Regions from separate parts of the Homo sapiens genome. Here regions 2, 3 and 4 are each linked to region 1. Evidence: chromatin contacts called from ENCODE Hi-C or POLR2A ChIA-PET data. All regions are on one chromosome and are shown on one strand. The core of a region is the stretch at or near the end of the contact, and the rest is flanking DNA. Distances in the headings are between cores, read along the strand shown.

Evidence for each region. Hi-C counts contacts between places; a loop is a spot of excess contacts on that map. ChIA-PET counts read pairs that join two places held with the same protein, here RNA polymerase II (POLR2A). Pooled maps may share reads with other maps.
Region 2: a loop to region 1 is called in a pooled map, with 7 times the contacts of the local background. The contact joins two enhancer-like sites. A Hi-C loop is called at or near these places in 7 of 50 pooled maps. POLR2A ChIA-PET finds 5 or more read pairs at or near these places in 5 of 52 experiments (AG04450, activated CD4-positive, alpha-beta T cell, activated CD4-positive, alpha-beta memory T cell and 1 more).
Region 3: a loop to region 1 is called in a pooled map, with 4 times the contacts of the local background. The contact joins two enhancer-like sites. A Hi-C loop is called at or near these places in 7 of 50 pooled maps. POLR2A ChIA-PET finds 5 or more read pairs at or near these places in 2 of 52 experiments (activated CD4-positive, alpha-beta T cell and activated T-cell).
Region 4: a loop to region 1 is called in a map of PC-9, with 5 times the contacts of the local background. The contact joins two enhancer-like sites. A Hi-C loop is called at or near these places in 1 of 168 maps with a recorded cell type or tissue (PC-9), 1 of 37 single-sample maps with no recorded cell type and 8 of 50 pooled maps.

What each region holds. Positions count from the first base shown.
Region 1 is chr17:65,225,800-65,232,235 of GRCh38, forward strand. It overlaps RGS9 (regulator of G protein signaling 9), which reads left to right. Exons shown (of 19, transcript NM_003835.4): 19 at 1,476-1,904. The coding sequence ends at 1,608. Among named protein-coding and RNA genes, the nearest start is that of RGS9, 92 kb to the left of the region's middle. RefSeq lists an enhancer at 1-140. Within about 2 kb of position 3,137, at least 4 of the 41 ENCODE cell types and tissues checked have a DNase peak (open chromatin) inside an H3K27ac peak, as active enhancers do.
Region 2 is chr17:64,981,609-64,988,044 of GRCh38, forward strand. No RefSeq gene overlaps it. Among named protein-coding and RNA genes, the nearest start is that of LRRC37A3, 65 kb to the left of the region's middle. RefSeq lists enhancers at 3,298-3,577, 4,195-4,494, 4,775-4,824. Within about 2 kb of position 3,748, at least 28 of the 41 ENCODE cell types and tissues checked have a DNase peak (open chromatin) inside an H3K27ac peak, as active enhancers do.
Region 3 is chr17:65,011,327-65,017,762 of GRCh38, forward strand. GNA13 (G protein subunit alpha 13) reads right to left here. Exons shown (of 4, transcript NM_006572.6): 4 at 1-3,503. The coding sequence ends at 2,931. Among named protein-coding and RNA genes, the nearest start is that of GNA13, 42 kb to the right of the region's middle. Within about 2 kb of position 2,730, at least 6 of the 41 ENCODE cell types and tissues checked have a DNase peak (open chromatin) inside an H3K27ac peak, as active enhancers do.
Region 4 is chr17:65,363,325-65,369,760 of GRCh38, forward strand. No RefSeq gene overlaps it. Among named protein-coding and RNA genes, the nearest start is that of LINC02563, 91 kb to the right of the region's middle. RefSeq lists an enhancer at 1-427. Within about 2 kb of position 2,638, at least 2 of the 41 ENCODE cell types and tissues checked have a DNase peak (open chromatin) inside an H3K27ac peak, as active enhancers do.

The DNA.
Region 1 (6,436 bases), core at 1,887-4,386:
AACCCATTGCATCTGTAAAGAGCAGGAAAGATTGGTGGCAGCAGTGGGAGCTGCAGGTGTTGGGATGCCCTGGGCATGCTTCTGGGTGCTCCAGCCCCTCCCTCACCATAAGTGCCCTTGCCTCCCTTCCCCCACCCTAAGGAAACCTTCCCACCCTCCTCTGCATCCATTGGCACAGTCTCTTAGAGGGACTTTCAGGGAGCCTTGTTCTGGCAGTCATTTCTGTGAAAATGAAAGTGCGTAGCCTTTGCCTGAGGGGGGGCCCCTCTAAACTTCATTTTGGGTGGTCCTGCAAGCCTGATCTCTGAGAACCCCCAGTTCCCTGAGACAGGCCAGAGGGGGCAGAACTAAGGCTCTGAGGAGTGCTCCATAACGCCTGGATCAGAGCAGAAAGAAAACTTGTGAGCGATGCAACACAGAGAATCAGCTCCTACACTTACTGAGTTTTGGGGGAGACAGTCAGGGGCACCCCTGCACCAATCAACATGTGTTTGGCCTCGTCTGGGCTTGGAGAAGAAAGCACCATGCAGAAGTCTTAGGTTGCCAGGGATACCCGGGGACAGCCAGGCAGAGGTTGTTATCCCTCCTGCCTGTGTCGCTTAGGGGGAGAGGGAGGAGCAGGTGACTCTAGTTGCCTTAGGAGAAGGGTCAGAATCCTGTGTGAGTGTGTCTATTGATTTTTCCCAACAGGCCCTGCAGAGGGAATATTCCAGCTTTGGGGCCGCTGCTATGCCTCATACATGGGCTTGGGACTTTAAAAGGCTCTCTTCTCAAGGGCCACTACTTCCTCAGAAGGCAGTTTTTTGTTTGTCTGGGTGTTTTTTTTTTTTTGAGATGGAGTTTTGCTCTGTAGTCCAAGCTGGAGTGCAGTGGTGTAATCTTGGCTCACTGCAGTGTCCGTCTCCCAGGTTCCAGCAATTCTCCTGCCTCAGCCTCCCAGGTAGCTGAAATCACAGGCACATGCCACCACGCCCGGCTAATTTTTTTGTATTTTTAGTAGAGACGGGGTTTCGCCATTTTGGCCAGGCTGGTCTCGAACTCCTGACCTCAGGCGATCCGCCTGTCTCAGCCTCTCAAAGTGCTAAGATTACAGGCATGAGCCACAGTGCCCAGCACCCATGAAGTCAGTTTAAAGGGGTTGATGACTAAGTCCTGGTATGTCCTACAGGGACCTCCTGAATCCATCAAAACCACAGGGATCCGAGCACCTCAAAAATGAAAACAAAGCACCTTCAGAATTATTTTTCATTCAAAATGAAAATATGAATCCCCAATAAAAAGATTCCACCAAGCCAATCACTGCACACACAACCTTTGTAGTCAAATGCTCTACCCCTGAGCTATACCTGCCCCCACCACAGTCTTTGGCAAATGCACCTGGTATGTTCATCTTCAAGGATGTCAGGATGATTTGGGGAGGTGCAGTCCCTCCTGCCCCTGCCCCTACATTACTGGCTTTCCTCTTGCACCTGAAGCTTTTTCCAGATCAAAATGGATGTGCCCACGGGGAGCGGGACCTGCTTGATGGACTCGGAGGATGCTGGAACAGGAGAGTCGGGTGACCGGGCCACAGAAAAGGAGGTCATCTGCCCCTGGGAGAGCCTGTAAGGAAAGAGGCAGGCTGAGCTGGGGGCTCTGGACCAGGAAGATGCTCTGACAGATGCCATGGTATGGGCCACAGGACACACTTGCTCGAGAACCAAAGTGCATTTGGGTGACATTTGAAGATTGGGGAGACAAGATGGGGTAGATTGTGGCAAAGAATGCTCTGGCTGGTTACCAGGGGCCAACTCCTTCTCCTCTTCCTGACCCTCCCTCCCCTGGGCAGAAGAAACGCATGTGGACCAGAAGACTTTCCCTGCTGCCTTAAAACCAATAAAAGGTTAACTTTAAGTTTCTTGGAATGTTAGTGTGTGTCTGGTTTTGTTAGTAATTTGTGAGCTATTATTTATGAGTTAAACTCACGTCTTCTTCAATCTTCTGGACAAAGGGACATTGAGTCGCTTCCAAGAGCTCTCTCCTTGTCTAAATGGGTTTGTGCACAATGCTTTTCTCATCAGCAGAGCTCCCCAGGGGATGCCCCGGGGCATGGCATCTCACAGGAATGGACAGAGGGCTGGGAGCAGGCACACTCCTAAAATGCCAGGTGTGTTGCCTCAGGTCCTCCAAGAAGCAGACACCAAGGTGAGATTCGATGGACAAGAGATTTGTTGGGGAAAACACCTGTGGTAGATAAAGGAAGGGCCAGAGCTGGAGAAAGTTGAAGTTGAGTGTTGAGGGGGTTCGGGGCGGGGGGCAGTCCAGACCGTGCTGCAAGTCTGACCTCTGGGCAGGGAGAGTCTTAGATGGCAGTGCAGTCCAAGAAAGTTTTGAACAGGCTGCTGGGGTGTCCTTTATGCAGTCCAAGAAAGTTTTGGCCAGGCTGCTGGGGTGTCCTTTGTGCAGTCCAAGAAAGTTTTGACCAGGCTGCTGGGGTGTCCTTGAGCCAAAGTCATTGCTGGAGAGGGCCTGCATCTCTGGGAACGGCCCTGCATTCGTACCCCCACGGTGCATGGTCATGTGCTGGGAGATCCCGTGGAAAGCCTGACCTTGGCATGGATATGCTGGTGGATCCTGAGCTGCAGCAGCTTGGCCATCAGCCCGCGTGCTCCCTGCAGTTGGAGATCTGAGTGCTCCTTTTCACTTCCGCTGCACTAGGCCAGTGGGAAATTCTAGAGGTTTGGGCTTTGGTGTGCTCCTCCCACCTCCCCTCCTAGTTACTCACTCAACATGTGTTTATTGAGTCCCTACTATGTGCCAGACGCTATGACAGGCGCTGGGGATGTTGCTGTGAGTAGGACTCCTTGTCTCATGGAATTCATCCGGGACAGTGTTTCTCCACCAGGTCAATGTTGCCCTCTAGGGAACACCGGTCAGTGTTTGGAGACATTTTTGGTTATCAAGACTGCGGCAGTGGGTGGGGGTTGCTACTGGTGTCTAGCAGGTAAAGGCCAGGGACGCTGCTAAGTATCCTACAATGCACAGAAGCTCCCACAACAGAAGATTATCAGTTCAAACCACCAGTGGTGCCACTGTTGAGAAACCCCGCACTAGAGATTACAGCGTATGTACTTGTCCCTGGTTTCTGCGCATGCTCTGAAGTATTGCCCCAAACGGCACTGCTGGGATCATAATTAGATTGGACAGCGGGTTGCGATTAAGGGCTACGCGGTGAATAAAACAGCTCTTAAAAGTTGCATAGGAAGTCCTCACAGGAGAAAAAAATCAAGTGGTTTGCCAAACCACTCATTATACCCCTCCCCTTTAGCCCTCAACTTCCTCAGAATTCAATTAGTAGATAAGAGCCCCTGACTTGCTTTTAACCTCTGACAACTTATTTAGCCCATAAATACTGGGGTTGCTGACTCATCTCTGCACACTTCTACAAATGAATGTTGGGTGGGTGCATGGCTGAAACCTAGATTTGCTAATCCCCGTAGGGAAAACACAGAGCTTCAATACTTAAAGACCATTGCTCATTGTAGATTTTACTGAATCTATTCCACTGGGCTCACAAGAGTCACTCACAAAGGGCTAAGAAAAATTTTCCCCCAGAATGTAAGTGAGAGAGTCTGGTCCTTTCTTGGAAGAGTGAGTGAGCTGTTAACCTGATGCCTTTATTTGCAATGCTGATCTAAAATGAGATGAAAGGCGAAGCAATCCACACCCTTAGTTTACTACCAGCCAATGTCAAGAAATAAGGAGAATCTCAACCCTAGGTTTGTATATCAGTGTTTAAGGGTTCCTCTCCTAAGCCCCCAGGGTCCTAAAGAGAAACTAAGCCCACATGGAAACTAAGATCCACATGGATAGAGCGTCAATGACAGAAGGCTCCAGAATCCACTGGTTGGATTAAATAAAGTCCAGGCTATAGTTCAGTAATAAATAGACCTCAGAAGGGAGGAAGTGGGTTCAAACATGACAGAGTTTCTGTCTGTAACACAGAGTTGCCTAAAGGCAGTAGGGCAGTCCAGGTCATGGGCTGGAAGTGAATGGAGGCCAGGGAAGAGAAAAAAAAATCCAACAACCAATAAATTTTTTTATCTTGTTGCTCCACCCATCCCCTGGTCACAAGTATGATGCTCCTCCATCTTGTCTGGACATTAGAATCCACTGGGGAAACTTGAAAGATCCCGCTGTCCAGGGCACACGCACAGAGCTGTGACACTGGGATTTTTTTTAGCGCCTCTCCCAGGTGATGTCTATGTCCAGGTGAGCTTGAGAACCACTGCCTTGAGGTAGTGATTGAAGCTGGTTCACCACCCCTACACCCATGCCCATACCCAGGGGATAACTGAAAAAGAGGCAATGGTGGGAAGGTGGCTTCATCTTAAGTTCACAACCAGGAAGTAGCATGGGTCATTTCCATTCACATCCCATTGGTTGGCCTTTGGTCACATGACCATGGCTAGCTGCACGGGAGTCCGGGAAATGTAGTCTTCAGTTAGGCCAGTTTGTGAGTAGTTAAACTTCTAGAGATTTAGCTAGAGGAAGGAAGATGGGGAGAGTGGATATTGGCGGACACTTGGTCTCTCCCACAGTGGAATTATTACACAGTTTTGGGGGTAATGGGTTACACTAACATAACATAACGTAACATAACATAACATAACATAATGCAAGAGGTGGGGCAAGAGGAGACGGGAGTGACCAGTTAGTTTCTGTTTGGCCAATATTTGGTAAATGCCTATAAAATGTAGCTATGCTGTATTCCATGGTTGGGTGCTTTCCACTTGCTCAAGGCTGAACACCGGCTAGGTGTCAAACACCAAGTGAGGTCCTGGGAATAAAGTTGATTCCCTCATGGAGGTGCTATCATTGCTTGAGGAGCAAGCTGGGGGCATTGGATCTAGTCCATGTTGGGGGAGTGCAGGGCTGTGGGCTGTGGGAATCCTGCCGCCTGCCTTTCCAGCTTGGAACAGCTCCTTGATTTCCTCATCTGTGAACTGGGAGTAACAATTTGACCTTCTTCACAGGGCTGCTTGGAAACCTATAGAGTGATATGGATATAACTGTGTTGGCTGCTCAGAACCTTATGTAGTGCAAGAAAAAAACAGTTTTGTTTTTTCCCCAAGATGCTCCTTTAAACCTATGCTGCAAGTTATTTCTTTTCCTAAACCTGGATGAAAACTCTGAGAAGTCCCATAACTTTTCTGGTCACTTTTAGATAATACAGATCCTCCAGGTATGATCAGTGACAAGGACAGTCTCCATTTAGTTCTGTATGCAGTTCAATGTTAGTGTAATAAGCAAAACTTGGAACTTCATTCAAAGGTAAGGTTCCTTCCCTCCTTGGGCTTGGGCTGTTGCAGCTGGGATGTCTGCAGGGGGGTCGGAGGGGGGACCCCGGAAAAGCAGAGGTAGGGTGGGAGAACAAGGAGGTTCTTAGTTGACTAACACATAAACCATTCAACATGGTGCTCTTGGGATCCCCCTACTGGCTCTCACTTAGGTAGAGGGTTTCCTAGATTTTTGAGGCCTTCTAGCCTGATATGGTTTGGCTCTGTGTCCCCACCCAAATCTCATCTGGAATTGTAATCCCCACATGTTGAGGGAGGGACCCGGTGGAAAGTGACTGGCTCATGGGGGCGGTTTCCCCCATGCTGTTCTCACGATAGTGATTGAGTCTCACAAGGTCTGATTGTTTTATAAGTGTTTGGCATCTCCTCGGGCTCTCTCTCTTTCCTGCTGCCTTGTGAATAAGATACTTGCTTCTCTTCTGCCTTTTGCCATGATTGTAAGTTTCCTGAGGCCTCTCCAGCCATGTGGAATTGTGAGTCAATCAAACCTCTTTTTAAATAAATTACCCAGCTGCAGTTAGTTCCTTACAGCAGTGTGAGAATGAACGAACACCACTAACAGGGTGAAATCATTGAGTCTGAGAGGAGGCAGGGCTGCTTCCTGCTTATTTGCTGAGGAAGAAAAGAAGAAGGCCAATGATTCATGAGCTGGGAAGGCTGAAGGAAGCCGGGATCCGGGGATACTTCATGCCTCACACACCCCAGCTTCAGAGGTCAGCCCTCCCCTCTGGGCAGCTGTCACCTCCTCACACTTCACCAGAAGAGGGAGTCCTAGGCTCACAGATCCCTAAAGAGAGGCGGCTGGGAGTTTCTTGTTAGCATTCAGAGACCTGTGTCAGAGAAGGGAGAGGGGCTTGAAGAACGGTGCCTTCCTTTTTGGAAAGCCAGATTGGGGTGTGGGGGTAGCAGGATAAGCTGGCCAAAGTGGGGACCCATGAGAGAGAAGCATCTTGTCTACCTGTGCAACCCTGGGTGACTGTGGGGCCCTTATGTGGCTCTCCTGGCTATTGTGAGCTTATGGGGACCAGGGATGGGGAGGCTGGGAGGAGGGAGGCAAGGCTCTGTCCCTAGTGGCTTTGAGTGAGGGTTGGAACCCT
Region 2 (6,436 bases), core at 2,498-4,997, 240 kb before region 1:
ACAACCAAGCCATCCTTTGTCTTCCTAATTTGTTGACTTTATTTTAAAATTACTTTATGGACCGGGTGCAGTGGCTCACGCCTGTAATCTCAGCACTTTGGGAAGCCAAGGCAAGCGGATCACTTAGGTCAGGAGTTCGAGACCAGCCTGGCCAATGTGGCAAAACCCCGTCTCTGCTAAAAAAAAAAAAAAAAAAAAACCACACAGAAGATTAGCCAAGTGTGCCAAGTGTGGTGGCACACACCTGTAGTCCCAGCTACTTGGGAGGCTGAGGCAGGAGAATCGCTTGAACCTGGGAGGCAGAGGTTGCAGTGACCTGAGATCACACCACTGCATTTCAGCTTGGATAATAGAGCAACACTTGGTCTCAAAAAATAAATAAATAATAAAATTACTATATATATGAAAATATTCCAAATATACATTTTTAAAAGCTAAGAAGTACTAAAAGCATTGTAATGAAAAGTAATAGTCCCCACCCCATAGGCCAACTTCCTAGAGGCTACTGTTCTCAACTCCTTGGCTGTTTTTTCTGGTATTTATCTCCATGTTTCTCAACAATGTGTGTATAGTGAGATTTCTTGATCTTTTGATTTTAGGTAGCATCTGTTAATTTATTGCCATGAGAGATGAGGACTTAACTCTCATACATCATACTTTCTACCTCTCATTCCTCTGGTGATTATATCACACATTTTGGTTGAATCTGGTGGTCAGTGTTTACATTATGATGATTATGCAAACATTGTGTACTACAGAGCCAAGTAGTGTACTATGACCATGCTTTCTTTCTTGTAGAACCTCTTTATTTTTGCCTAGAGTTAATCATCACTTGATTTCTATTATTTATTTTCTTTTAAAAAACTATATAACATGCATGTGCCTTATTTTTTATGATTCTCTGATTCTTTACTTTGTTTTTTAATGCTTCTCTACATGGCCCGTTTACACTAGTTACATTTTTTTTCTGGGTACCCTCATCTCCACATTCCTATCTATACTGGTCATCCATGGGCCTACTGCATAGCTGTTCCTAGGACTGCAACTACACTTTGCTCTGTTGGATCCCCTGTTTCTTAAATTACTAAATTCTGTCTTCCTCTTTCCTGGCCTACTCCTTTGGTTTCAGTAGCACATCCCCAGAACCTTCTGGAATAAAGGTACATAGAGATAAATATTTTGAGAACTTTGACATCTGAAAATGTTTTTATCCTGCCCTCATACTTGATTGAGAATTTATTGAGTTGGTGTGGAATTCTAGATTGCAAATCATTTCCCCTCAGAATTATAAACAGTTTGCTCCAGTTTCTTCTGACTTCCAATGTTGCTACTGAGATGTTCAATGCCATTTTGATTCCTAGTTCTTTGTATGTTATCTGTTATTTTTAGGAAGATTATAGGGTCTCCTTTTTATCCTTAGCGTTCTGAAGGGTTATAAAGATGTGCCTTAGCCTGAACCTTTCTTCTCATTCATTTTGTGGCTCACTTAGCAGGCCCTTTGATACTGAGACTCTTATCCTTTCATTCTGAGAAATTTTCTGGTATTATTTTTTTGATAATTTCCTTCCCTCCATTCTTGCTGGATGTTGGACTTTCAGAATAGATCCTCAAATTTTCTTATCTCTCACATTTTTTCCATCTTTTTGTACTACATTCTGAAGTTTTTATCAATTATTTTTTTTCTTTTTCTTTTCTTTTCTTTTTTTTTTGAGACAGAGTTTCGCTCTGTTGCCCAGGCTGGAGTGCAGTGGTGCGATCTCAACTCACTGCAACCTCCACCTCTTGGTTTCAACCAGTTCTCTGCCTCAGCCTCCCTAGTAGCTGGGATTACAGACACCCACCACCACACCCAGCTAATTTTTTTTTTTTTTGTATTTTTAGTAGAGATGGGGTTTCATCATCTTGGCCAGGCTGATCTTGAACTCCTGACCTCGTGATCCACCCATCTCGGCCTCCCAAAGTGCTGGGATTATAGGTGTGAGCCACTGTGCCCAGACTTTATAAATTATCTTCTATCTTTTCTTTTGAATACTTACTTTAAACTATTCTGCTTTTCAATAGCCAAAATCCCTTTCTTGTTATGATTATTTTATTTTGCACCCTGCGATGGTTTGAATGTCTGTGTCCCCCCAAATTTCTATGTTGAGACCTAACCCCCAACGTGATAGTATTTGTAGATGGGAACCTTTGGGAGGTGATCAGGCCATGAGAATGGAACCCTTATGAATAGTATTAGTGCCTTTATAAAAGAGACCCAAGGGAGTCAGCTCACCCCTTCCTCCACGTGAGGCCACTGCAAGAAGACACTATCTCTGAACCAGAAAGCAGGCCCTCCCCAGACACCAAATCAGCACCTTGATCTTGGATTCCAGTCCCTAGAACCATGAGAAATAAATTTCTTTGTTTATAAACCACCCAGTGTATCATATTTTGTTACGGCATCCTGAAAGTCTAAAATACATCCTATTTCATGGATAAAATGCCTTTTCTTATTTCTCTATAGATAGTAACTATACTACTTTTGAAGATTTGTTCTGTTGTTTCCTCTGTTTTGGTCTTTTTGTTTCATGTTAGAACTTTCCATAAACATCTGGTAATCTTTGGCTATCTGTTAAGATTTCATTATGAGGCACAAAAAACTGGTGGGGGGTTCTGTGTGCATGAATGTGGCTTATTCTCAGAGGCAATCTGGCAGATAATCAGCTTATTCACTGAGGGGATTCTCCCCAGTGTCTGAACTTGAAAGTTTCTTCTCTGCGACCATTGCATTTTTTTTCCAGAGTAGGATCATTTCCTAACTGACTGCCAGTGTTCTGGAAGCAGGTGCAGTGAAGAGCCTAAGAGTCCTACTAATGTGTGTGTGAATTCCGAATCCTTAGTCACCGTGTTCATCCCTAACCCATACTGCCACAAGGACTCTCAAGTCTCACAACTAATTCATTTTAACATGAGAAGATATTAAGAGGGTTAAGAGGTTCTCCATGATTCACCTACTAGTGTGAATTCATATCTTCTCCTTTTGCTTTTCCCCTGGCCCTTAGCTGATATCAACTGCTCTGAGGAAATGGAAGTCTGATTGGTCAGGAAGCAGGAATAGTGGGTAATTTGGGGTCCCAGACCCCCCTTAGCAGGCAAGCAGCCCAGAGGTGGGTAAAGCACTTTAGGAAAGGGTGCTGCAATCCAGGGACTACGGCCCTGGACCTGGACGCCAAAAGGGAGTTGAGAAAGTAGAAAAGAAAACTACTTATGCTTAAATTGTGCTCAGAGCCAGGTCTCTATGCAAAGGAGCAGCAGGTGACCTGATTTCTCCCTCCTGCACTGCAGAGAACCTGCCCTCAAAGACCCAGAGCTCAGCTTCAGTAGAAGTTGAACAGCACTGTGCGAGCGAACCTGAGAACCCAGTCACCCTGAGAAAAACGGTTTCTAGGAGAAAACACATTCTTTGATCCAAACAACCAACTTACAAATGATCTTTTGGACCACGTCCTGCCTGCAAACTGAGGCTCAATTCACCTTTAATGGGCCAGCTCTGGCAGTGCCAAGGGAGAGAGGCCATTAGCAGAAATGAAAAAAGCAAGAAATCTTTTAGTCCATTAGGTTAAAAGAAGATTTTTCATGCTTTATTATTTATGATTTGCGACTTCAGTTACTGTTTCCTGGAACAAATGTTATGATTCAACTTCTATTTACTGAAGCAAATAGATGCTTATCAGCAGTCATGCTACAAATCACAAAGCAGTCAGTAAGGCCTTTGGGGCTGTGGCCTCTTTTGCAATTCTTTGATGTCTTGTCAGGCAACTTATTTTCTGTGCCTTAGAGAGTTTCCAAAAGCTACCACAATCTGATGTGTGTGTGTGTGTGTGTGTGTGTGTGTATACATTTGTGTGTGTATATCTACATGCACTCTTTCTGTCTCTCTTTCTCTCTCTCTCTATATATGGCATATAAATACAGTAAATTCAAAGAATTGAGCAAAAGCAGATTTTGGTTTTTACTTTAAGAATATCATTTCACTTCCTGAAAAATTAGGAATTAGGAGTCCTAAGAATACCACATAGCATTTAGGAAGACTTGAGTGGGAGCTAAGAAAGTTCGAATGAGGGGAGGAAGAAAGTCCCTGGTCAGCCCGGTATAGTGACTCAAGCCTGTAAACCCAGCACTTTAGAAGGCTGAGGTGGGAGGATTGTTTGAGCTCAGGAGTTTGAGATCAGCCTGGGCAACCTAGCAAGACTCTGATCTCTATTAAAAAAAAGAAAGAAAAGAAAGCCTGGGCAGTGGCCTCAGTGAACCCTCGAGGATGCTGTGATCCTCTTGGTGACGTCCCCAGCCTCTGCTTCAGGATGACAGCATGGTCTCCTGCACCATAGCTCGGTCTGAAATTTTCGGTTTTTCTTTCAAGTTCCCCTTTTTCAGTCTTCAAGGGGGATGGAGGAGGTGGCCTGAATAAGACATAAATGAAAGAGGAAGTGTCTCAGCACCAACCAAACGTAAAACAGCGACAGCGACCCACTTAGCTTGTGACCTCTACGGAAATACTGAAGACGTCCTCTGTGTCCTTTTAGACTTTCTGGGGGAGGGGACAGCTGCTGCCCAGAAGCAAGCAGCTTCCTTTTGGCCAGGTCAGTGCAGGGAACCAACAAAGACAGGGACCTGTGGCCAGAAGAAGCACAGCCACAGCAGGTATCTGATTGGACTGAGCCAGGAAAGGCCTTCTTGCCCTTAGGGACCCCTCAAAGCTTCTTTCCCACAAGCTGGAAACTGCTTGGCTCACTGCTGTCCTAAATGCAGGTGCCAGCCGAGGGGGTTACCCTAGGACCGTGAGCCATTAACAGCTTGTCTCAAATACGCTTCTCCAAGGCAGTCAGCGACTCCCCACTGAACACCTGTGGGTTCCTGCTGGTGCTAACTTAGGCACAGGGCTAGCAGGTCCCTCCCCTGTAGCAGATGATGAGAGCAAGTGTGGTGCAGGAGGAACTGGAAAGAGAGCATCGTCAGAGGCGACACTTGCGTGGATTAAAACCATATATTCTTGTGCAATGTAAAATTGCCAACTTGCATCAGCATAACGAAGGACACACTTAGAATAGAAAAGCTGAGGAGGACAGAAGAATAGGAAGAACAACAAAATCATGCCTGGTCCTTTTGCCCAGAAATGACCCATGTGAATCTTGGCTGAACTTTTAGACTTTTTCGCGGTGCACATTTCTGAACATAATTTGACAACGTGGGACCTCTAGAATTGTACATTCTAATTTTTCAGTCCATTTATTTCTTATTCCAGAAAGAATCCATATATAAGGATGGCTCATCACAGTGTTGTTTTTAATTGTGAAAAGCTGAAAAATGGATGCTCGCCACTAGTGTTTATAAATAAATTCAATAAAGTTATGCTCTCACAATAAAATATTATGTAATCATTTAAAAGAATAATCTCATGCTCTGCGTATTATCATGGAAGGATGTCCACAAGGTCTTGCTGAAATTTTTTTAAAAGTCCCAAAACAGTGTATATATAATTTGAGACTATTGATATAAAAATATGGGTGTATATGTGTGTAAAAAAAGATGTTTGGGCCGGGCACGGTGGCTCACGCCTGTAATCCCAACCTTTTTGGGGCTGAGGTGGGCGGATCACTTGAGGTCAGGAGTTTGAGACCAGCCTGGCCAACATGGTGAAACTCCGTCTCTACTAAAATAAAAATAAAAAAAATTAGCTGGATGTGGTGGTGCATGCCTGTAATCCCAGCTACTCCAGAGGCTGAGGCAGGAAAATCGCTTGAGCCAGGGAGGCGGAGGTTGCAGTGAGCCGAGATCTCACCACTGCACTCCAGCCTGGGTGACAGAGCGAGACTCCATCTCAAAAAAAAAAAAAAAAGGATGTTTGCCAAAATGTTAATAATGGTTGTCTTTAGAAGGAGGGCTTTTTGTGCTGTTTACTTTCTTCTTGATATTTTTTAGCAATTTGTTTTTGCAATGAGCATTTACTAGTTTTATATTTTTTAAACTATTTACCTTGAAAAAATTAGGTAAATCTATACTTACCATATAAAATACATTTATTTTGTAGTGAGTGAAAATGAGGGTTACAAAATATATACATAGTATAATATCATGTTCATATTTTATAGTTTTATACATAAATTTACATATTTTAGTTTAAGTGTTTATAAATACAAAAATACATTCACACATTTGAACATATATATAATATGCATATACATTTTACATGTATATATAAAAAGTTTTAAAACATATATTTTTATTTTTTAAGATTACTCTTTTTTTCTTTTTTTTTTTTGAGACAGAGTCTCACACTGTCGCCCAGGCTGGAGTAGAGTGGCACGATCTTGGCTCACTGCAACCTCCACCTCCCGGCTTCAAGCGATTCTCTCGCCTCAGCTTCCCAAGTAGCTGAGGTTACAGGCGCCCACCACCA
Region 3 (6,436 bases), core at 1,480-3,979, 210 kb before region 1:
GACAAAAGTGAATGAGTTTTTTCATTCCATATTGCTTTCTTTGGTTGCAGAGCAATCCAGTGCCCTTTCCAGATAATAAAATTGAAATGAAGATTTCAATTTAATATTTGGCAGACAGCAACAATGCAGGTTATTAAAAATATTAAAGGGGCAGAGGCATGCTTTGAATTACTCAGATTTTCAGAAAACATTTGACAAAACCCTTTCTCTATAAAAGTTATGGTCTAAATTTATGTTGTTTTATAAGGCAACTGTATATACATTTCTTCAAGGTCAATGAAGACACTTGTGTGATATTTCCTCAGAATTAAATGAGAAGGCATTCAGATTTAAGAACAGAATGTAACACAGGATTAGGCACATTTTATTCCAAATCATAACCATAAAGATTTAGAAAATCAAATACATCAAAGAACTTTAAATCTAAATTACTTTTTTAGAGACTGGGGTAAGTTTGCATAGTGAAATTATGAGCACCTTTTCAATTCTGTTCACTAAATTTCATCTCTCTCTTCATATAGTGGTATTTCAAAAGGATTCAGTTTTCATGATACAGGTGTAAGACTCCTTTCAAACGTTTTTAAAATACAACGTATAAAAAAATGTGGACTGAAGCCTTTAGATTGAACTTAAAGTTCTACTGAATGTCAAAACAAGCCTAAGTTGAATATAAGTAATTCATTGCCTCAAAATATAGTCTAGATTTTAAAAGAATGTTGATTCTGAGACATTACATGCAGCAGGGAAGAAAACTGCAAATGCCCAAAATAACATGATATCTATTTGGTGTTTCAACACTTCTTGGTGGTAATTCAAAAGGGGGAAACTTGGTGATTTCTGCTTTGTCAGGCAATATCTATGGTTCGTATCACAGATCTTAACTATGACTTAAGTAAGATGAAGTGTCCTCTTTCTATAGGGATCTAACTTGAGCCCTCACTGGAGTCAAATGTTTTGGCCATTCAATTTGCTAAATGTATGGGTAAACTCTCCAATGAATAGTCCAAATGTTACTGTGCACATATTCCGATATTCATTAGCACTGCAATTATGCTAATTTTGTGAATTTAAACAATGTATTCTTTTTGGCAAGAAGCACTAGATGTAGAACTATTCAAACACGCATGAATGATACCATGATACCACGAACATGCACGATACCATGAACTTGCATCACGGTGCCGGGCTACGTATGTGTAGCTCATGGATTACCATGGCATGAAAATGCTAGAAGTTATATGGATACAATGATAGTGGAAGTTCAAATGTGAGAAAAGTCAGGTATGTCAAGAACAATCCCTGGTTAGTTCACTGAAAAGCCCCACTCTCGTATCAGACAGCAAGACAGAACAACAGCCACTGACTTGGAAAGGCTGGGTGATCCATAACGACCAATCTTTCAAGGACCAATAAAATACCTGAGTACACAGTCAGCTATACAGTAAAATGACAGATATCACAGTCTTAAAATTTTCAGGAAAAGTAGAAAAGCTGTCAGACTTTTCAAGCTGTCGCCAGCCTTGGACTTCTGTTTCTCTAATTGTAGCACTACATACAGCCTAGAAGATAGTATTTCAGTACTGCAAACCAGCCATTCTGATGAGTTCACTATGAATGTATCTGCGATCACAAAGCTACTTCGTGGACACATTTTAATTTGGTAAGCAGTCGGGGGAGGTCAATGTAATCATCTTTAGGTGCGAACTAAAAAAATTACTACTGATCCTTAGAAGCATCCTTAAAACATTTAAAATATACCTCAAAAAAGCTGGACTTTCAACAACAACAATTATACAAATGTATACATACTGTATCTGTTAGAGACACACCAAGAATGAACAGGAATCTCAAATAATGCCTTCTTGAATAGTCTTGACAGAAAAATACTGCCCTTAGCAAACTCCAAATAAACAAAACGATGCCACAAATGGCACAGTGTGGAGTTGATGGGACTGGACAGGACAGCAAAAGATAGATGTTTGTGATGATACAACAATGATTTCCTACAGTAAGGATTGGTCTTTACTGACCAACTGAGATAGGGCTTAAAAGTCAAATACATGACATTCTGGAACAGGTTAAGTTTATTTAGAAAGTTCTGTTACCAAGTTGCTTGCAGTTTTTAGTTGCTGCTATGGCCAGAATGTTTCACATATGGTACATTAAACTACATGATAATTAAATATGAGAAAGGCAAATTCTATTTCACTCGTTACGTTTGACCAAAACACGGTAAACAGCATTAGCTTGCCTTTTGCTCTCCCATACCACCTGTGAACTCTTCATCAGCATCAGACCAAAGATCCTTATGTAAACTTGAAAACAGGAAGAACATTACCTTCAGAAACACAGAAATCTAAAAGCAAAACAGCTGTTGTGTATACAAGCAATTAAAATATGAAGGCTAAACCTTCTATAAACCTACAGAATGCCATTTCTTAGATAGAACTTCTAACAGCCCTTACAAAATAGGAGGTCACCATAAAGTTAGGCAACAAGTGTCACTGCTATATGTAAGGCGGACAGAAGATATCTTGTTTTGGAACTGAATATTCCTAACCTCATCCCTACAAGTATTTAAGGACACCTTTGATACTTGGCACTGCAGGAGAATTCAGTTTGGAAAGTAGAATAATTTAAAGCCTGAAATATGCCTAGTCTGAGGTCAGCTGGGAGGTTTTAACTGGACTTGAATAGAAGCCATGGTGAAACAGATCAAAGCCTGCATTACAGCAAATCTTGGCGATGAGTCACTCAACAGCTTTCAGCCACAAACCAAAGGCCGCAGAAAAAGTACTAAGATTTTCAAGAAGTTAAACGTAGAATTAAGATTGTTCTAATTCTGGTTGTAAACTGCTATTTTAAAAAACAAAACAAACAGAAAACATCAAAAACACAAAAAGATATTAAAACAGCAAGTCTTTTGTACATCACTGTAGCATAAGCTGCTTGAGGTTGTCATGCAGAATAGTATCCTTCACGTCACGGAAAACAAGGCGGATGTTCTCCGTGTTGATAGCAGTGGTGAAGTGGTGGTATAAGGGCTTCTGTTGCTGGTCCCGGCGTTTGTTCCGGAAACATTCCACCAGGAATTTTTGGACGTCTCTTAAGCAGTGGGGATCCCCTTCAAATTCTAGGAAATAGTCTTTGATGCTCACAATTTGCACCTTCTCCTCAAGCAAGTCTGTCTTGTTTAAGAACAGAATTATGGAGACATTGCTGAAAACCCGGTTATTGACGATTGTTTCAAAAATGTTCAGAGACTCTGTAAGGCGATTGGTCAGTCGATCTTCCATAAGCACCTGGTCAAATTCACTTGAGGAAACAAGGAAAAGTATTGATGTCACACTGTCGAAACATTCAAACCAACGTTTCCTTTCTGATCTCTGACCACCTACATCAACCATTTTGAAAGGAACATTTTTTATTTCAAAGTCGTATTCATGGATGCCTTTGGTGGGTCTTCTGGCAAGCAGAATATCTTGTTGTGATGGAATATAATCCTGGAAAAGAAAAAACTTGTTTTATACCTATTAATCCCGAAGTAATGCGAATTTTTAATGGACTACTAACTGGACTAGTGAATAGATATGCAAACAAAATGATCTTTTAAGTGACATTTTCAGATAGATTATGCTTATTATAAAATGCCAAGACTGGTCAGACATGGTGGGTCATGCCTATAATCCCAGCACTTTGGGAGGCTGAGGCAGGAGGATCGCTTGCGAAGCCAGGAGTTTGAGAATATCCTGGGCAATATAGCAAGACCCACTTGTGCTCCCCACAACAAAAGCCAAGATACATTAAAATGTTAGCAGGACGGGTTCAAAATTTACTACAAATGGCCAGAATCTACTTGTTTTCATCCCTGCAATACTACTCAAAATTTAAGCTGAAGTCTTATCAATTGTTCTTACCCACCCTCACTGCTATATATCCACCTGCAATCTTACTCCCCACTATCAGCCACTCTTGGTTCTAGCCAGAGTGATCTTCCTGTCTGCGTATCTACCTTCTCCACACTGCTCCTTGCTCCTCTATTAAAAGCAATGGGGGCTGGGCGCGATGGCTCACGCTTGTAATTCCAGCACTTTGGGAGGCCGAGACGGGCAGATCACGAGGTCAGGAGATTGAGACCATCCTGGCTAACACAGTGAAACCCCATCTCTACTAAAAATACAAAAAAATTAGCCAGGTGTGGTGGCGGGCGCCTGTAGTCCCAGCTACTTGGGAGGCTGAGGCAGGAGAGTGGTGTGAACCCAGGAGGTGGAGCTTGCAGTGAGCTGAGATCATGCCACTGCACTCCAGCCTGGGTGACAGAGCAAGACTTTGTCTTAAAAAAAAAAAAAAAAAAAAAAAAGGCAATGGGATCTGATTCCAGTGCCAATTCACAAGGATCACTTCCCAGTTCCAAGTTCTGCCCACCTCTCTCTAACCTATTCTAAAAGTTCTTTTACTGTGCAACCCCACTCATGACTTAAAACTTCTATGTTTTCATTGCTGCTATATTACATGTGTGAAAAATCCTTTCTCTACTATAATTAATTTCTTACTTATTGACCCAAGAACTCAAACTAGTCACTTACTCTGAGTGTCAGCACCTCTGTCTGTGAAATGGAGGTGATCACACTTGGTCTATATACCTGGGAGGGAGGGTTGTTGCAAGGATCAAATGAGCTCTTCTCTGCACTCTTGGTCAGTGAACTCTAAGACCCTGAACAAACAGAAGCTGCTGGTCACACAAGTCTCTGGCTACTCTGTGATGGCACACTTCCTTATGCAATGTAACTGGTTCTTCCTTGTCAGTCTAGCATTTTTCCAAAACTACAACACAACTTTCTGGTAATACATGAACGGGACAGCTAATATTTATCATCAAGGTCAAAATATTTTAAAAATCAAGGCAGGATTTAAAACAATGCTGTTATTCACAATGCTGCACTTTATGCCTTTCTGAATAGTGTCATATGATTTTGAAATTTCATTACAAGAATACTCATTGTCTCAAAATGGTGCAATGGAATTAAGAATATATATATATACATATTTTTTTGAGATGGAGTCTTGCTCTGTTGCCCAGATTGGAGTGCAGTGGCGGAATCTCGGCTCACTGCAACCTGCGCCTCCCAGGTTCAAGCGATTCTGCTCCTCAGCCTCCCGAATAGCTGGGATTACAGGTGTGCACCACCACGGCCGGCTACTTCTTTGTATTTCTAGTAAAGACGGGGTTTCACCATTTTGGCCAGGCTGGTCTCGAACTCCTGACCTCAAGTGATCCTCCCGCCTCAGCCTCCCAATGTGCTCGGATTATAGGCGTGAGCCACTGCACCCGGCCAGAATTCAGAGTTTTTTAAAAGTAGGTGGGTTCTTAGTTACTGGCAACCAACAGCCATTCATTAAATAACTCTAGGACTCAAGTGTTAGCTTTTCCATGTTTTCTTCTAGCTTTGTTCAGATACACGCCTGCTTTATTTATAATCAGCATATGCACACAGCGTTCAGCCTACCTCTGCATTTTTGCTTAATATTTTGTGAACTGTTCCATATGCTGATACAATCATACCTCATTTTAAAAGACAAGAAAATACACCAAATGCATTAACGTGCTGTACTTTACATTAACATTCCCCTACTAGTGGTCATTAAGGTTGTTTCCAATTTTTAGCCATAATTAACAGAAATACTGCAATTAAAATTCTCATGCACATTTTTTTTTTCCTTTGGACTATTTCCTAAGATTAAAATAATCAGGGGTACGATTATGACGTTAAAGGTTACAAACATTTTAATGACTCTGGATACTTAACACCCGACTGCTTTCTAGAAGGCAATACCAATTTACAACATACACCTATGCCAGCTCCTTCAGAAACACGCCGGGCCCTGAGCTTTTAAAAAATGTAATTCCATAAAAATAAAAAGTTCTCTATTATTGTCTTTGTCTCTATTAAAGCTAATAATCTAGTTAGCAATCTAAAGGCTGCTTCACATGAAGCACAGAACTTCATGCAATCGAGTGCTAAATAGTCTGGCAGAGCAGAGTATGTTGATGAGGACACACACATACTAGCTGTGTGAAGAAGAAGAAACCTGCCTTATGAGGAGGCAAATGAAGCTGTGCTACATTTAGAGAGTAACAGATGACTCTAAGGCAATGGCTTTCAAAATTTTCCTAAGCAGCAGAAACCTTTCTCCCACTGAACTCTTCTGTGTACGCCCAATACAGAGGTCAAACAAGCGAGATGCTCTGCCTGCAGTGGGCCCCGCTGGCCACAGCGCCAGCTTAGAGCTGCTGGCTCCGAGGAATACCTACAGGAAAATGATAGACTCTCTTTTCAAGGGCGACTCCCCCTACCTCGTGGAGTCTCTTCAGCCTTTTAAATCTAGCCCTCCTACTCCGTGACTCGACACAAAGGGGGCATGAATTCGAAAATGT
Region 4 (6,436 bases), core at 1,388-3,887, 140 kb after region 1:
GCAACATCTGCCTCTTGGGCTTAGACGATCCTCCCACCTTGGCCTCCTGAGTAGCTGGGACTATGGGTGCGTGCCACCACGCCTGGCTAATTTTTCTATTCTTAGCAGAGATGAGGTTTCACCATATTCCCCAGGCTGGTCTTGAACTTCTGAACTCAAGCAATCCTCCCTCCTTGGGCTTCCAAAGTGCTGAGATTACAGGCGTGAACCACCTCGTCCAGTCAGACTTTATCCTTTTTTTTTCTTTTCATTTTAATCCAAATCCTGCACAAGACTTTCTTCTTTAGAGTGGTTTTAGATTTACAAAAAATAAGTGAAAATAACAGAGTTTCCATATTACACCACCACCAAATTTCTCCTATTATTAACATCTTGTTAATAACTCATTAGTGTGGTAGATTTGGTACAATTGATAAGACAATACTGATACACTATTGTTAACTAAAGTCTATAGCTTCCATGAGGGTTTCCTTTTTGTGTTGTATATTTCATGAGTTTTGACAAACATACGATGATATGTATCCATGACAATATCATAGAGAAGAGTCTTACTGCCTTAAAAATGCCCTGTGCTCCACCTATTCACCCTCCTCCCTCTCCCCCACCACCCCGGCAACCACTCACCTTTTTATTGCCCCTATAGTTTTGCCTTTTTCCAGATGTCATACAGTTGGATTTTTACAGTACATGGCCTTTTCCGATTGGCTTCTTTCACTTAGCAATATGCATTTCAGTTCTTTCCACATCCTTTTGTGGCTTGTTAGCTCATTTCTTTTTAGTACTGACCCTTTCATCTTTTGATATGGGGCTGAAGGTTCTGCAGGTTGGGCCAGGATCTTCATGGGAGACCCTCCAGTGTCTGGCAGTGCAGTCTCAGAACAGCTGCACACAGCAGAGCCTGCCTCCATCAGCTGAGATGTGCCAACATGTGAGGGACAGAAACAGAAGAAACGGGCCCAGGCTGTTGCTAAAGCCCAAACAAAATGGGTAGAAAGAGCTCCAGGGAGAGCTTTTGAGATAGGTTCTTGGCATCCTCCCTGCAAGTGATGCAGAAGCCATCACCTGAATAGAGGATGATGACTTGTGACAAGGGGACCCCTCAGCACCTCCATGGTCCGTCCTGCTCCCTTCCCCCTAACTGGGGAAAGAGAATTCTGGGAGGAGAAAACCCAACTTCCAACCCACATTAAATCACTGTCATCAGGGTCTGAGCTCACCCGCCCATGAGCCATAACAGCTGCCCAGAAACTGGCCGGGAAAAGAGCAGATTGGCTGTCTCCCAGCCCCTCCTCTGGTAGGTGGTTTTCCAGAGGAACCAGACAGTGTCCTGAACACCCCCCAGCATAGGCAGAGTCAGCTTGATCTCATCTGTCTAACTCCCTCCCGGGCCAGGACAAAAGTGTCACTCTGTGCCTGACACCGAGGCCTGATTTGCTCTCACCCCTGCTGTCCCCGTCAATGACTCCCAACTTTCGAGGCCTCATTCCTACCTTTAGTCTTTGGCTGCCATTATTTATCACTGCAAAGTGAACAGAGGAACATGATTTTCACTCAAGGACACCACCTTTCAGGAGGAACTTATCCAAAGTTTTGCAAAACTTGGGCAGAATCAAGGTCTCACCTCCTTCATCTTGGTGGACTCGAGAAGGTCTGGGCTCAAAGAATTTCTGCACAATCAACCAAAGGTGGGGTATAGAGGCAGGAGGAAAACAGAAGACACAGACTGCCCCCAAAAGAAGAAAAGGTCCTTTAAACACCATCTGATAGCTCCTCCGCACAGGGTTTGGTGGAGCTGTTTTTAAAGTCTACATTTAACAATCTGGTGTACCCCAGGCCTGTGTATCTCAGTCTTAATGCCTCTGAAGCAAAAACTACAAAGGTCTCTGATGTTTCTTCTTTCAGACTTTTTTTTTTCCACGATATGAACTTTTTTTAAGGCTCCCGCTTCCCGGTGAACTCGCCTCCATCTCTTTCTCTTGCTGAAGCTGCAGATGTACATTGTGGTAGTGTGAAAAAAGCTAATTAAACTGCAGCGGCTCGGCGGGAGGCACGGAAGGCCCCGCGGAGCACATGGGATGATTGATTTGCACTGTCACACGGCTCTGCTGGGTGTCATAACTTAGTGACAAATCAAGGATTACAGTGGCCCAGAGTAACTCTCTTCCTTTGTTGTTCCATAGACATCAAAGCAGCCAAGGATATTAGTGTTTTTAATAAGTAGCTAAGTCAGGAGTAGCTTACAGTTTGAAATTACTCTATGTACAATTGAAGGTGTTGGGGGAACAGGGGTAAGGAAAACAACAGCTCAAGTGTTATTAGTTAGATTTAAAAAAATTTAATAAAATAAAACAAAACAAAATAAAATGCAGCCCATGCACCAGGAGCAAGTTCTTTGTAGGGGTTGTTGGAGATTTTTGCATTATTTGTGTAAGCCACGTGGAGGCCTGCTGTGGTGAGGCATACCCTCTGGAAATTAGGTTTTCTAGGGACAGGAAAAAAATGACTATCAAAGCCACAGGTCTGGGGGGCTTCATAAGCAAATGGCTTCATCTTAATCAGCACAGAAGGAAGCTGGGAGGGTCACAGTGATGTGTTTGAGGACGAATATCCTGTTCCCCAACAATTAGGATCATAAAATGATTGGGGCAACTCACCTTATCTTGAAAGTACACAGATCCCTGAAGACAGCTGCAGCCAAGGTTTGTTTTTCTTGGGATATTTACCTTCCACCACAGAAGAGAGGCCTGAAAATCAGAGCAAGGTGGGAATCTGAAATTCATTCCTGCCTACTATGCAATTATCATCACTGTGTTGCTAATGGTTTCTCCCTGGATGGGCTCGAGTCGCTCTGGAAGATGCTGCTGGGGCCAGGGCCGTGATGAGATGTTGGAATGGATGGCCACCTCGCTCAGTGGGTGCCCATTTCTCCTTAGTGATTTTAAGCTCGGTTAGCCCTGGACATGGAGAAATACCACCATAATCCCAAGATGCACCCTGAGATGCACACGTTTCCATCGACTGTGGCGCAACCCAGCCCTCTTGGACCCTACCCAGTTGGGAGAGGAGCAAAGGTGACTCAGGACAAGTCTGTCAACCTCCCTGGGCCTCGGTTTCTTCATTCTGCATAATTGGAGATCATCCCTTCTTCCTCACTCACTAGGTTATGAAAATCTAATTAAACAACGCCGGTGGAAATATTTCACAAATTCCTAAGCATTATGCAAATCAATCAGAAAATGGAAGCACAGGATGAAGTCATTTCCCACGCCCACGCTTCGCTGGTGTGGGTGGAGGAAGCCTGTCATGGAATCACCACTGTGGGCACCCATGACAGATTTGAATCTCCAGCAGTATTTTCACTGAAATTCACTTTGGTCTATGTTGTGCATAAAATCCATTTGGGGTTAAACAATGGTCTTGATTTTCTTTTGTGTGTATCTATGAATCTATGCGTTCCTGTTTGCATCATTGTGAACAAAACCCAAAACAATTTAAAATTGCAGTCATATGTTCAGTTTTCATTATTATGAATTAAATGAGGGAATCGGCCAGTTTTACGTAAAACAGTGAGGTTGAGTGAGGCGGGCTTCCCCACACAGAGAGGAGGCTGATAAAACAACACCCATTGGGGGAGATGAGGCTTTAAGGAACTGATGGTCCTTCAAGCAAATTCGCGTTGACTGAGGAGCCAGAGGGGACAGTTCCATCTGAAAACTGGGATCCAGGCCCCAACTAGTTAGTGCCATGGGCAGTGCCAGCATTCCCTGACTCTTTCTCCTTTGGCTTTACCTCAAACACATCACAATTATGTGCATCACACTTTTGCCTACTTAGGGCAGTCCACTATCTAACAGGAGAAGCACCCTGTATTCATCGATGCATCCCACGGCTTGGGCTCCTTCCACGTACGCCAAAGTACTTTGTTTATGTGGATTCTTATTTATTAAAATTGCAGACTTACTTTTTAAGAAAAACTAATAAATTTCTTGTAATGGTTAGAGAAGCTACTTTTGAACCCACCCGGACCTATGTTCCCCTTTCCTAACTACAGAGAGCTTTCTTCAAATGACAGCTTTTCTGGAAAACAAAACAAAACAAAACAAAAACAAAAAAACAACAAAAAACAACCAAACAAAAACAAAAACAAAAAAAACGCTCTGCTTTGTCTGGCAAAGTTGAATCTGCTCATAACACTTTGAACCAGCAATTCTGTTCCCCAGTGTATGTCCATGTGCACCAGGAGGCAGGACAGGGAGTGTTCATTACAGCATCACATGCAATAGTGAAAACCAGAAACTGCCTATATGCCCATCAGCAGAAGGGACAAATTGTGGCATTTTAATACAAAGAAAAACTATTATTTAGAGAAAATATCTAACAGCTGTGGATATGAACATGAATAAATTTCAAAAACATGAAAAAATGATGAACAAAGAAACACATGTCATAGAGGAAGCCATAGCATATGTGTATGATTTCATTAATACAAAGTGCAAAAATGGCAACAGTAAACAATAAATTGATGATGGATACATATGTAAAGAGTGAAACTGTGAGAAGGAAGAAGAAAGGAAACATGGAAAGAGGAAGAGAGAAAGGAAGGAAGGAAGCAAGGAAGGAACAAAGGAAGGAAAGAAAAAGGAAGGAAAGAAAGGAAGGCAGAAAGGGAGAGGGGAAGGGAAGGGAGGGAAGGAAGCGAGAAGTGTTCTCATTTCTGGGGAGAAGTGGTGTCCTCTCCTAACTCAGAGAGTTAGTGTGTTGGGAATGAGAGTAAAAATAATGAGGATTTCCTAGGAACGTGGAGTCCTTAGCATTACTACACAACATTTAGATCTATAGTTAGTAGGTACCAAGAGTTTACTAGCCAGAATGCTTACATAATTGGCTTATTTTCTTCTTCAGTCCTTTGGAGAAACAAAAGAGGACTAAGGTGGTTCACTCCAGAGATGTATTAAAAACAAAGAGCATCTAGAAGACGGTCTAGGGCTAGCAGATGTTCAGGATGGCCTCCCACACTTCCACAATCTCCAACTTGCATCACACACTTTATATATTCAACATGCTGCTCATGAACTCCTCAGATGGGGTGGGGGACATGTGGAGTGTATAAGGACAGGGGAGAATGGGGTCTTAGTTCCGATACAAGAAAGGGGGTGGAGGGAACAATAGGCGGCCCCAGATGGTGGATGGTCTGAGGCTGCCCCTTTGACTGTTAATGTGTGAATGTCAGTGTGAGTCTGTATAAGTGAGAGATGACATACACATGGCATCGGAGCGACTCTCAACATTAAGTACTGTTAGAGATTATAAAGCTAACAAAGAAGGAAGAGATGTACCAGTTATTCATATTATTCACCTTAAAAGCCATCTGCTTATAGAGAGACTGGGAGTGACCACCCAATTACTTACCAGCATATCAGTCTATTTTAATCCTCTGCCTACTACTTAACACTTATCAGTACCTCACATTTTATGATCTGTTTGTGTGTTTGTTTACGGTTGGATTCTCCGAACCTTGAACGTCGTTGCCTGCCACTATTCCCACCGTCAGGAAAGAAGTTTTGTTCTCTTTTTATTCTGTTTTTAAAAAATGTACATATCTTTTTTTCATTTTTCTTTTTTTTTTTTTTTTGCCTCCCAGGTAGCTGGGGCTACAGGCACACACCACCACACCCAGCTAATTTTTTGTACTTTTGTTTTTGTTATTTATTTATTTATTTATTTTTCATTTTTAATTTTTGTGGTTACATAGTAAGTATATATATTTACACAGTACATGAGTTATTTTGACACAGGAATGCAACACGTAATAATCACATCAGGGTAAATAGGGTATCTGTCACCTCAAGCATTTATCTTTTCTTTCTTTTCTTTTTTTTTTTTTTTTTTGGGATGGAGTCTCGCTCTGCCACCCAGGCTGGAGTGCAGTGGCATGATCTTGGCTCACTGCAACCTCTGCCTCCCAGGTTCAAGCAATTCTCCTGTCTCAGCCTCCCGAGTAGCTGGGATTACAGGCATCTGCCACCACGCCTGGCTAATTTTTGTATTGTTTAGTAGAGATGGGGTTTCACTATGTTGGCCAGGTTCGTCTTGAACTCTCAAGTGTTCTGCCCACGTCCGCCTCCCAAAATGCTGGGATTACAGGCTTGAGCCACCACGCCTGGCCATTTATCCTTTCTTTGTGTTACAAACAATCCCATTATACTCTTTTGGTTATTTTTAAATGTACAATGAAATTGTTATTTTTAAAATTTATACTCTTTTAAAAATATTTTAACTTTTATTTTAGGTTCAGGGCTACTTGTGCAGGTTTGAGTTAATCCGAGTGGCATCCCTTGAAGGCTCTCTGCATTAGGATAATATTCAGATATCCAACAACTTTCATCTCACACAGATCTTCAAGAAACATTTTTAAAAATTACCAAGTAAGAATAAG